Linked DNA regions of Homo sapiens: region 2 is linked to region 1. Evidence: chromatin contacts called from ENCODE Hi-C or POLR2A ChIA-PET data. All regions are on one chromosome and are shown on one strand. Each heading gives the region's core, a stretch centred on a gene start or an enhancer-like site at or near the end of the contact. The rest is flanking DNA. Distances are from core to core; before and after follow the strand shown. Region 1 has its middle 61 kb from the start of TMEM100. Region 2 overlaps PCTP (phosphatidylcholine transfer protein).

Region 1 (5,216 bases), core at 172-2,671:
CACCATACCTGGCTAATTTTTGTATTTTTAATAGAAACAGGGTCTCACCATGTTGGCCAGGCTGGTCTCGAACTCCTGACCTCAGGCAATCCACCCTCCTTGGCCTCCCACAGTGCTGGGATTACAGGCGTGAGCCACTGCGCCTGGCCTGTACCACTGCTCTTTCATCTAAAATGAAAGGGAGAGGGGCACGGTGGCATGAGCCTATAGTCCCAGATACTTGTGAGGGTGAGGTAGGAGGATCACTTACACCCAGAAATTCAAGGTTACGATGAACTATGATCACGCCACTGCACAACAGCTTGGGCAACAGAGCAAACGCCATCTCTAAAAAAATTTGTTTTAAAGGGAGAGGGAATAATAATGCTTTGCTCTTCCCATGTATTCAAATAAAAACTTGAGGCAAATTAAATTCAGCAGAATTTAACTGAGCAAAGAACTATTCACAAATTGGGCAAACCTCAGAGCCAGAAGAGGTTCAGAGAGTTCCCCTTTACAACATGGGCGGACAGCATTTATGAAAATGGAAGTGAGGCATAGAAACAGCTTGATTGGTTATAGCTTGGTGTTTGCCCTATTTGAATAAGGTCTGATCAGTGATGGATTGGAGCTTAGCTGCTGTGATGGGCCAAGACTCAGCTATTTGTTACAAAAGTATACTCCTAAAGTCGGCTTTCAGTTAGTTTCTGTACTAAGTTAGGTTGCAGTTGTTACATAAGGAATCAAAGTATAGAGTCATTCTCAGGCCAAATTTGGTTCAATTCAACACAAGCAACAAGAAATTCAGGAATGATAAGTATAAACATACCTTGGAAAATTCATAAAGAACCACACAAATATTAAGGAATACCATTCTCAATAGAGCATTACTGGAATAGAATTAAGAACTGCACTAGGTCCATGTGATTCAGAGTAGAAGTTTTCATTTAATTCCTAAGTCAATTTATCAAGTAAAGCAATTCAACACATCTCCTCTCCCCAGAGACCAATCCATAACTGTCATTTGACACATTTACAGCCCACTTCCTTCAGAGAAAATGCTTATTGAATGTTGTACAATAAACCATTTCCTAGTCTTGGTGCTGAACAACAGTGACCCACAGGCCCCTTCTCTGTTTCAATGAGCTAAATGCTGGTGGTTTTTTTTTTTCCCCCACAGCCTAACCAACCCAGCTTCCCACGAAATTCCAAATGGATTAACTCTTTCTGCTCAAGGGGGCTCAAATGCTGAGCTAGCTGAAGTGTATTCATTCTAAAACTGGAAACAGAACAGGATAAAATAGACCATTTGAGTTTTCCTTAGAGCTTGGCTCTTCTTTGCTGTTTCAAAATCTCTGACTCACCATTTGTACTGAACAAAAATGACCAGGACTCCAGAGGATAAAAGTACATCCACACTTTACAGCCACGGTATCTCTGCCCTGCCAGGGTTCAAGGTTCAGGTTTTACCTAAAGGCCTCAAGGACTTGATACCTGTGATTCCTGGACTACTCTCTTAGGTAGACCTTTTAACAAACTCCACCTTGGTGCTTCTTGTTAGTTAGGCTGGTCTTGCTGACTCTGTGAATCTGGAGTCTCGCTTTTGACACCAGGGAACCTGCCTGTTCCTCACTGCCTTGTCTGCTTTAGAGCACTGGTCAGTAAGTGACAAGCTAGCTTTTGACACCAGGGAACCTGCCTGTTCCTCCCTGCCTTGTCTGCTTTAGAGCATTGGTCAGTAAGCGACAAGTCATAGGTTTGATTGCTGATGCAGAGATTTGAAAGTTGTGGCTGCATGGGCAAGTCAGCTTAACCTCTTTGAGTCTCTATGTCTTTTTATTTTTTAATCTGCAGAGCGGGGTTTCATGAGTTTCTCCATATGGATGTTATGATAATTAAATGAAATAATGAATACAGAAGTTGCTTTTACAACAACTGGTATATGAGATGGTCTCAAGCAATATTAGTTAAAGTTGGGTGTTTATCTGTGCCTCCAATATCTGCCTCCTTATAGTTTCCATATCCTCCAGATGCTTCTAGTGCCGACCTCAGCTGCCTTGCCCTTCTTTCATTGTTATTTTTATCCCTTCAAGTGCACACACTGACCTTTGCATTTGATGCCTGGAAAATAATTTGTCTCAACATTCTAAGTCTATGTCAATTAAAATAAATTTAATGCATTTCTCAAAGCCTCCACATTCATTTCTACTGGAAAAATCCAAATGCAAATGAGACATCTGGTTCTCATGTACAGATGGTCTGTGCATTATTTGCATCTTTGTCAAATCAAGCTAATGTGAAACCTCATGTCATATGGTCTGCATGTCCTCTGTTTCTTTGCTAGGGATTATATATGATGAAAAAATATGACCAAGATATGATGAAAATATTTTCTGAAGTCACACTAATTTGTGTTTTGCTGTAAGTCAAATCACTTGATTGTTCTGATAAAATATTTGTCGAGTTTTCCCATGTCTGTGGCACTGTTTTTGATTCTGTGGGAAATTCAAGAAAACCATGCTGTAGACTCTGCTCAGGAGGGTAACATCAGAAGCCCTGCCATTTCATAGAGAAAGCATAGGATTATGCATTGCAAATCCTAGGACTGGCTTTTGTCATTGGAGTCAAGTTTTCCAAACTCTAGGTCTGATGATTAATTTAAAATCAATTAAAATTGAGTAAAGATTTTCCACATGTATACTATTACTACTAGTAGTATATGGTCTATGATGAACAAGCTTCAGTCCTTGCCCTTTAAGAGTTTTCAGTTTGATCGAGAGAGGCAGAAAAGTAACTGGATAATTGTAATACAGTGGGATTAGTGCAAACGTCATTCCTATAAGAAGGCATTGAAAGCATGCACTTGCACACACATACGAGAGCTAGGGTGGATTTTAGTCCCAGCTCAAATGCCAGCTTCCTCCTCTCAACTCCCCCAGCATTTTATCTGAACGTCCATGATGGCCCTGTTCCATTTTTGCATCCTCCGCAAGTATTTGTAGAATGAATGAACAATTTCCTTACCTTTTCCAAACACAGGAAGCTGGTATCTATAGCTGAATAGTTACTGCTCGATATCTGATCCTGCATACTATTAGGCAAGCTGCTAGGGTAGTGATAAAGTCCCTTGGAACCTCACCCCTGAGAACTTATATCTTTGCGTGACCCTGAAAAGGGTGGGAATTCAATGAAATGAGTAAATTATCAAAAACAAACAAGAAGAACCAAACTCTGGAATTTTAAACACGGATGACCTTGCCTCACATAATGCTGAGGGTCATATGAAAGCCCACTTTGGCCAAAGCATCTTCCCAAAAATCCACCCAAGAACACCCTCCTTCCTTCCCTTCACCCATGGTCCCCATACTCCTCAGTTTGCTTCTCCAGCCCCTGTGTTTACTCTGGTTTCTGTCTCTGTGCCTGACCCTTCTCAGGTCTAGAGACTGGCTGTGGCGCCCATATCTGATCTTTGTTTCCACCTTTATTCTCTGCTGTTTCTGTCTACTTGACCTGAGTGTCATGTACGACTTCAAGTAAAGAACTCCCACAAGGTGGCTTCCTCTCTAAGAAACTCTCAGCCTAGGCAGGTCCCCAGTTTTCCATTAGGGAGGGAGACTTTGGATAAGTAAAGAAGGATGGGATTGAGGTGTCTGGGTTCCAGGTACAGCAGTTACCAAATGCGTAATCTCAGATAATGGATTTTACCTATATTTTGCCTACTTTCCCATCTGTAAAAATGGAGGTAGTACCTACCTCAGGTGCTTGTGAAAATCAAACTTGAATCAATGTATGTATAAGCGCTTCAGAGGAAGATAACATTAAAAAAATAGCAGTTCTTTCCTCTCTCACCTCTCCCTCATGTGGCCTCAGTTTCCTCCCAGGCCCGAGTGTCAATGTGATATTCTTCTTAAGGCAGAAGGATTAGGAAGGCCCCTTCCTAAGGACATTCCAGGCTTACCTATCTTTGATGCTTTTTCCTGGTCTTCAAAGATTATTTCCTGTTCACTCTCTCAATTCATCTCAGGAACACTGAAGTATCCCCCAGTCTGATGCATGCCAATTATTTTGCAGCTAACTCATTGACAGTTGAACATGACATCAATCCGGGTATTGATAATAATAATACCAAAAGAATCAAGGTCAGCAAGAAAGGACTCATGATGTGTTACATCATTTCCAACAGTCTCAAGTAGGACTGTTCTGGCTATCTTATTTTTTACTTTTACCTTAAGGATTTTATACTGCCTTTGTGTGTGCCTAATTTTTGCCTTAGTCATCTGGGTCTAAGTGGTTCCTTATTGCCTGAGCCTGACCCTGATGCTCTCTTGAGGAGGAATTTGTAATCTTTTGTTGACACACTAGCAGTGTGGGTGCATCAAGAAAGAGAAGCAATTTGAGGGGTTGTTAAAAAAGCCAAGAGTGCATTCCAAGACATGGAATCAAAAGAGTATGTCAGAAGGAGCCCAGGTTTTCAACAATTTGGCTTTTATCCTCTACCTTCCAGAACTATGACTAAATAAATATCCTTGTCCTTGATCTTTAAAGGCAAATGGGACATTTACCCCATTATGTATTAGTCTATGTCCATCTCCATCTCCTTCTCCATCTTGTCTCTGTCTCTGTCTCTGCCTTTATCTCTGTCACTAATCAATGTAGAGAGGTGTACCAATGTCTTTTGGGAAGTTTCTGCACCTGTATGGCCATTGTATGTCATGCTATGTATGTGAGTGGACAGGTCGGCCTCTATATTTTTTTCTACAATTAAGTGCAGATGCAAGCACCAGTGAGCTCCTTATAATACAGGTTTTTGTGTTTGGGACATAAGCACTGATTTCTGGATCTTGGAGTTGAATGCCATCATTGACAGGAAGGAGCGAGGTCAGTTGCTCTTCAGTCCAAGAGGTAGAAGGACCCCCAAGCCATTACATTCCCAGGCAGACAAATGAAACTGTTACAGAGGCTGCTTCTCAGGCTCCCAGTCTTTCCATCCAGACTTTATTTCATGGCAGATGAGCATGCTCTAAAATGTGAAGAAGATGAGAAAGTCTATTGAGGATCAGCCTTGAAAAGATCTTGTCCTTCTACCATATTCAGCAATCGGTGAAGCATAGAAGACAGGGTACACATGCTCTCCCTGGAGGAAGTACAACCTAGCACTGAGGCCAGTGTCTGTAGAGCCAGGCTGCCTACTTCCTCATTCTGCCCTGAACCTCTTATTTCCTAGCCGGGTGACTTTG
Region 2 (5,605 bases), core at 1,407-3,906, 110 kb after region 1:
TCTTGTAAATTTGTTGGAGTTCATTGTAGATTCTGGATATTAGCCCTTTGTCAGATGAGTAGGTTGTGAAAATTTTCTCCCATTTTGTAGGTTGCCTGTTCACTCTGATGGTAGTTTCTTTTGCTGTGCAGAAGCTCTTTAGTTTAATTATGTGGAATGCAGCTTTCTCTCAACTTGGGAACCAATAGACATTTCTACCTGTTCTGTTTTTATAGAAGACTGGACTTTATGAGTATAAAGTCTTTGGTGTTCTGGAGGACTGCTCACCAACTCTACTGGCAGACATCTATATGGACTCAGATTACAGAAAACAATGGGACCAGTATGTTAAAGGTGAGTGATGCTTGCTTTTCTTTTTTTTTTAGACGTACTTTCACTTTTGTAGCCCAGGGTGAAGTGCAAAGGTAGGATCTCAGCTCACCGCAATCTCCGCCTCCTGGGTTCAAGCGATTCTCCTGCCTCAGCCTCCTGAGTAGCTGGGACTACAGGCGCCCGCCACCACACCTGGCTAATTTTTGTATCTTTAGTAGAGACAGGGTTTCTCCATGTTAGTCAGGCTGGTCTTGAACTTCTGACCTCAGGTGATCCGCTTGCCTTGGCCTCCCAAAGTGCTAGGATTACAGGCATGAGCCGCTGCACCCAGTGCTTTTTTTTTTTTTTTTTTTTGATCATTAAAAAGTAGATCTATTCTGACCAGATGCAGTGACTCACGCCTGTAATCCCAGCACGTGGGGAGGCTGAGGCGGACAGATCACTTGAGGCCAGGAGTTTGAGACCAGCCTGGCCAACATGGTGAAATCCCGTCTCTACTAAAAATACAAAACTTAGCTGGGCATGGTGGCGCATGCCTATAGTCCCAACTACTTAGGAGGCTGAGGCACTAAGAATTGCTTGAACCCAAGAAGCAGAGGTTGCAGTGAGCCAAGACTGTACTTCAGCAGGGACAACAGAGGGAGACCCTGTCTCAAAAAAAAAAAAAAGTCTAATCTATTTTTATTTATTCTTGCCAGTAGAAAAAAATAAAATTAACTTCTACTACATAGTGCTTCCTATTAAATTTTGGCACAAAAGCATTTTAAATGTTGGACTGAAATGCACTTTTGCTATTGCTAGGACTTGCTCCTTACCTAGTTTTAGATCCTCTCCACAGTTTGCTCTTGGGGCTCCTTTGCTGCCACTTTTAAGTTGTGTGATCCTCCCATGTATCTAGGTTGTCATGAAAGGGGAGGAGGTGCGGTCCAAGTTTTGGTTTGAGAGTTGAATCAAAATTTTCCAAACAGAGAAGAATACATGTATGTGAGGAGGTAAGAGAGGGACAGGATGACTGGTTAAGAGCATTCTAGGCTCAGGGATCAGCATTAGTAAGGTCAGGAAAGCGTGAAGCAATATGTTCAATAGCCGCCAGCAGTTTGGTGTTGTTGGGTTGGTTGGAGTAAGAGAACCTATCCTAGGTCTTCGACTACTGTTAGTACTAGTTCTACTACTACTATTGTTAGTACTGCTAGTACTAGTAGAACTAGCTAATAGAACTAGTACTAGTAGTAGTCGAAGAGCTAGGGTAGGTTCTTCTACTACTAGGCGAACTAGGGCAGCTGTTGGGTCCAGATCCTCCAGGGCCTAGCATGGCGACCAGGCTATCGGTCTTAGATTTTTCCCTGTAAGTTATGTGTTATGAAAGACATCACACAGGGACTTCTCCTGCCACTTAGAGCTGGAGTAGCCTCTGCCAACCCAGTCATAGTGGAATGGAACTATGAAACTAGCCAAAGGCACATAAAGCCTTTAGTCAAGACTCTTGGTTGCAAGTAACAGAAAGCCAACTAAAGACAGTGTAAGAAGAGAAAAAGGAGTTTATTAGTTCATGGCATTGAAAAAAGTCCAGGGGTTTCTAACTTTGAGGACAGCTGCAACAGGGAACTTAAATAATTTCATCAGGATTGTTTCTTTCTCCATCTGTAGACTCTGTTTTCTTCTGTGTTGACCTAATTCCTAGGCAGATTCTTATGTCATGGCCAAGATGTCTGCCAGAAGATCCAGATTTATATTCTAACCATATGAATAACCCCAGAGGAAGGAGAATTCTACTTTTCTAGGGATGACAGCCAGATGCCAGGATTGGCTCTTGTCAGCTCAGCTTGGAGTTTGTGCTTATTTTCTGTGGACATTCATCATGGTTTTGGGCAACTTAGTGTTCTCAAATACTCTTCCTATTTAGGGGGCAGTGGGATGCTTACCTATCCAAGGGAACAGCCAGACACTGTCTGTCCAGGCCTCCCTTGCAGCCAAGATACAGTCATGTGACATAGACTCTGCCAATAAGACCCACATGTGGCTTCAATTTGGAAAAGAGCCATGTGAGGAAGCAGGCAGCATGGAAGATCCATTTTTCAGTGACCAGTGATGGCATCTGACTTTAGGGAAAACAACTGCTGAGTCTCTGATGTTTGCTCCCCAACATCAACAGCTTTCACTCTGGGTTCTCATCCAGTGGAAGCAGCAGTTAGGCTTTGCTGGAACAATCTTGAGGTTGGAAATCTCACTCTGGTCCATCCGAGAGCTTTACTAAATCACTTTTTGCTCTCAACTTGCTAGAGTGACTAACTACGACTCTGGACAGATCTGCCATCCCTGAATTCGTCACCATGGCCGTGTCTTGCTCATTTTCCCAGCCCTGAAATTACTGCAGAGTCAGTCTTGCGAAACCATGCAGCTGAGAAGTAGGGGAAGGGTGATGCCCTGAAGGAAAATTGAGATGCTCAAGGGGCGATCAATGCTGAGCATGTAAAAGCAACAGATGTCCACCTCTCCCTTTCTTTTAAGGACTCTCATCAGCCTCCTGTGACCTTAATGGGCTGGCACACTCCTTAATCTACAGTGTGCTTCTAATAGATTTTCTTTCAAAACCTAAATTATCCCTCCTTACCATCTCCTCCAGGGACTTTGGGCTCCTTTAACTGGAGGTAGAAAGAAGTTTACTGCACAGCACAGTCTGGGGACAGAGGGTGTGCATGCCATTAAATTTCTTTGCTATCTCCCTCCAAGAGTTGGCTGCTGTTTGCACATAATAGTAAGACGGAAGGATTATTAGGGAAATTTGGTCACCCTAGCTGTGGCATAGTGCAAAGAAACATGGGAGAGAAGAAAGAAACTTGGGGTAAGCCATAGTTCTGCTGATCTCTAACTATTCAAGAAGGACGTTGCTCATTCTGGAACCTTCATATCCGACCTATGAATGTGCTAGACTGGGTGACTCCGTTCCAGGTTAGCTGTAATGGATCAAGGAATCCTAAAGGGGAATTAAAGGGCTCAGAAGCAAAACTATTGGTACTCTAGTGACATCTGGTGGTTATCCTGAATTTAAAACCTCTGACTATTTTTTTGATGTCTGATTTTGTTTCATTGCATTCTATCAAGAATATTGATTATGCTATAGAATGGCCAAGATTTGTTGGCTTCTTTTATTTGTGCTGTGTTTTTCTATCCACTAGACTCTGTCCCTGGGCAATAAGCTTTCAGTGGAAATTAATCGGTTTGACTTTTTTCTAGAATTTTATACCTTATGAGTTAGTGGTTTATCATAACCTAAGAGGTCATCTTTTTTTTTTTTTTTCTTGAGACATGGTGTCATTCTGTCACCCAGGCTGGAGTGCAGTGGTGCAATCATGGCTTGGCTCACTGCAGCCTTGACCTGCTAGGCTTGGATGATCCTCCTACCTCAGCCTCCAGAGTAGCTGGGACTACAGACATGCACCACCATACCTGGCTGATTTTTTTGCTTTTTTTTTTTTTTATATATAGAGATGGGGTTTCACCATATTTCCCAGGCTGGTCTTGAACTCCTGGACTTGAGCAATTGACTCACCTTGGCCTCAAAAAGTGCTGGGATTACAGGCATGAGCCACCATGCTTGGCCTAAGAGGTCATACCCTTATTAGTTGTAGCTAAAAAGGCTTCCAGATGCATTAACTTCTTTTGCTTTCCTTTAGAACTCTATGAACAAGAATGCAACGGAGAGACTGTGGTCTACTGGGAAGTGAAGTACCCTTTTCCCATGTCCAACAGAGACGTATCCTTTCCACAAGGTACTCATTCCCTGGCCCTCTAAGTGTTTCTGTGTTCCTCAGCTGCAGTCTATTGCAGAGAGGTAGAGCTGGTTTCTCAGCAGGCACAGATAACATTGTCTCTGATTCTTGCAGCAGCATTTGCTAAAGATATTGCTTCTTGTATGGTGTTTGGAGAGCTCAGAGTGTGATTTCTGGGCCCAACCACATGAAGTGTCTGTAATTTTGGTCACTGGAGAGCAGCTCTTACTTTCCTAAGAAGTTTCCTAGGCCTTGAAATTGTCAGGCCACAGAATTGGGGATCTGGAAGGAACTTCTTATAAAAAGTGCTTGTTACAGCTCCCTCAGTCTACAGAAGGAAAAAGGGCTCCCAAAGAGGTGATAGGACAGAGGCACATAGGTGGTTAGTGGCAGAGCAGGTGCTGGAACTCAGGCCTCTGCATTTCCAGCTCTCTCCGCCTCCCCCATCTCAGTAGACCCCACAGAAATCCCTCCTTGATTGTTGGCTCTGGACACTGACTGTAAGCTTCTTCCCCTCAATGTCCTTGTTTATGAAATGAAGCAGTTGAATGAAATGTAGGGAGGCTTGGCTGGCACTGTAAGGTCTTCAGAAGCCCCCTTAGGACTAAGCTGGGGGGCTAGGATGGAATTTTGGGGGTGGGTAGGATGGAAGTAGGATGACTCCTAGGTAAGATTTTGACTCCTTCACCATGCTCTTCAATCCCAGCAGCGGAGTGTTTTACAGGTTCAATTTCCATGTAAGATCCTTTTAGCAAAGGGTCTCTTGGAGTCAAAAAAAAGTTTGGAAGCCACTGAATTAGATGAACTGCCAACACTTCAAAGGTGTTCTGCCAAATTTTAATCACTATATCAAGATAATTCTTCCTCCGTGGAGTATCAGATGATATCTATCACATGAGCTGAGAAAGTTGGGGGAGAGAGTGGAACAATATTTGCTAAAAGGAAAAAGTAAAAGGTGTAGGAGAAAGGAACCCAGTGACAAATCAACATCTCTTTCCTGAAACATTTAAGAACTTTACTTATTAGTGTATAAGAGCATGGAGCAATAGACTGTCCAATGTGAGGGTGGGGCAACAGGGGGCGCTGTCAAGACACTGAGGTGGGACTGAACGCGGGTGGCTCACGCCTGTAATCCCAACACTTTGGGAGTCCAAAGTGGGCAGATCACTTGATGTCAGAGTTCGAGATCAGCCTGGCCAACATGGAGAAACCCTGTCTCTATTAAAAATACAAAAAAATTTAGCTGGGTGTGGTGGGCGCCTGCAATCCCAGCTACTCCGGAGGCTGAGGTGGGAGGATCACTTGAACCCAGGAGGTGGAGGTTGCAGTGAGCCGAGATCGTGACACTCTACTCCAGTCTGGGTGAGACTCTGTCTCAAAAAAAAAAAAAAAAAAGACACTGAGGTGGGTGGAGGCTGAGACGGCTGCCATGTTATAGTAAGTGTAATTGTGTTGTGCGTAGTGACTTTTTGATTATTTTAGGTTTTTGATTCCTTTGAGTGGGAAACCCAAAATTCTGTTTT

What was found. A loop is a pair of places that touch in the nucleus more often than their neighbours do. ChIA-PET counts read pairs that join two places held with the same protein, here RNA polymerase II (POLR2A). Pooled maps may share reads with other maps.
Region 2: a pooled map shows a loop between it and region 1 (2.5-fold over the local background). The contact joins two enhancer-like sites. A Hi-C loop is called at or near these places in 13 of 168 maps with a recorded cell type or tissue (IMR-90, endothelial cell of umbilical vein, heart left ventricle and 5 more), 5 of 37 single-sample maps with no recorded cell type and 27 of 50 pooled maps. POLR2A ChIA-PET finds 5 or more read pairs at or near these places in 2 of 52 experiments (WTC11 and activated T-cell).

The regions. Positions count from the first base shown.
Region 1 is chr17:55,659,315-55,664,530 of GRCh38, forward strand. No RefSeq gene overlaps it. Among named protein-coding and RNA genes, the nearest start is that of TMEM100, 61 kb to the right of the region's middle. Within about 2 kb of position 1,422, at least 3 of the 41 ENCODE cell types and tissues checked have a DNase peak (open chromatin) inside an H3K27ac peak, as active enhancers do.
Region 2 is chr17:55,767,120-55,772,724 of GRCh38, forward strand. PCTP (phosphatidylcholine transfer protein) reads left to right here. Exons shown (of 6, transcript NM_021213.4): 2 at 216-333; 3 at 3,987-4,066. Among named protein-coding and RNA genes, the nearest start is that of PCTP, 19 kb to the left of the region's middle. Within about 2 kb of position 2,657, at least 8 of the 41 ENCODE cell types and tissues checked have a DNase peak (open chromatin) inside an H3K27ac peak, as active enhancers do.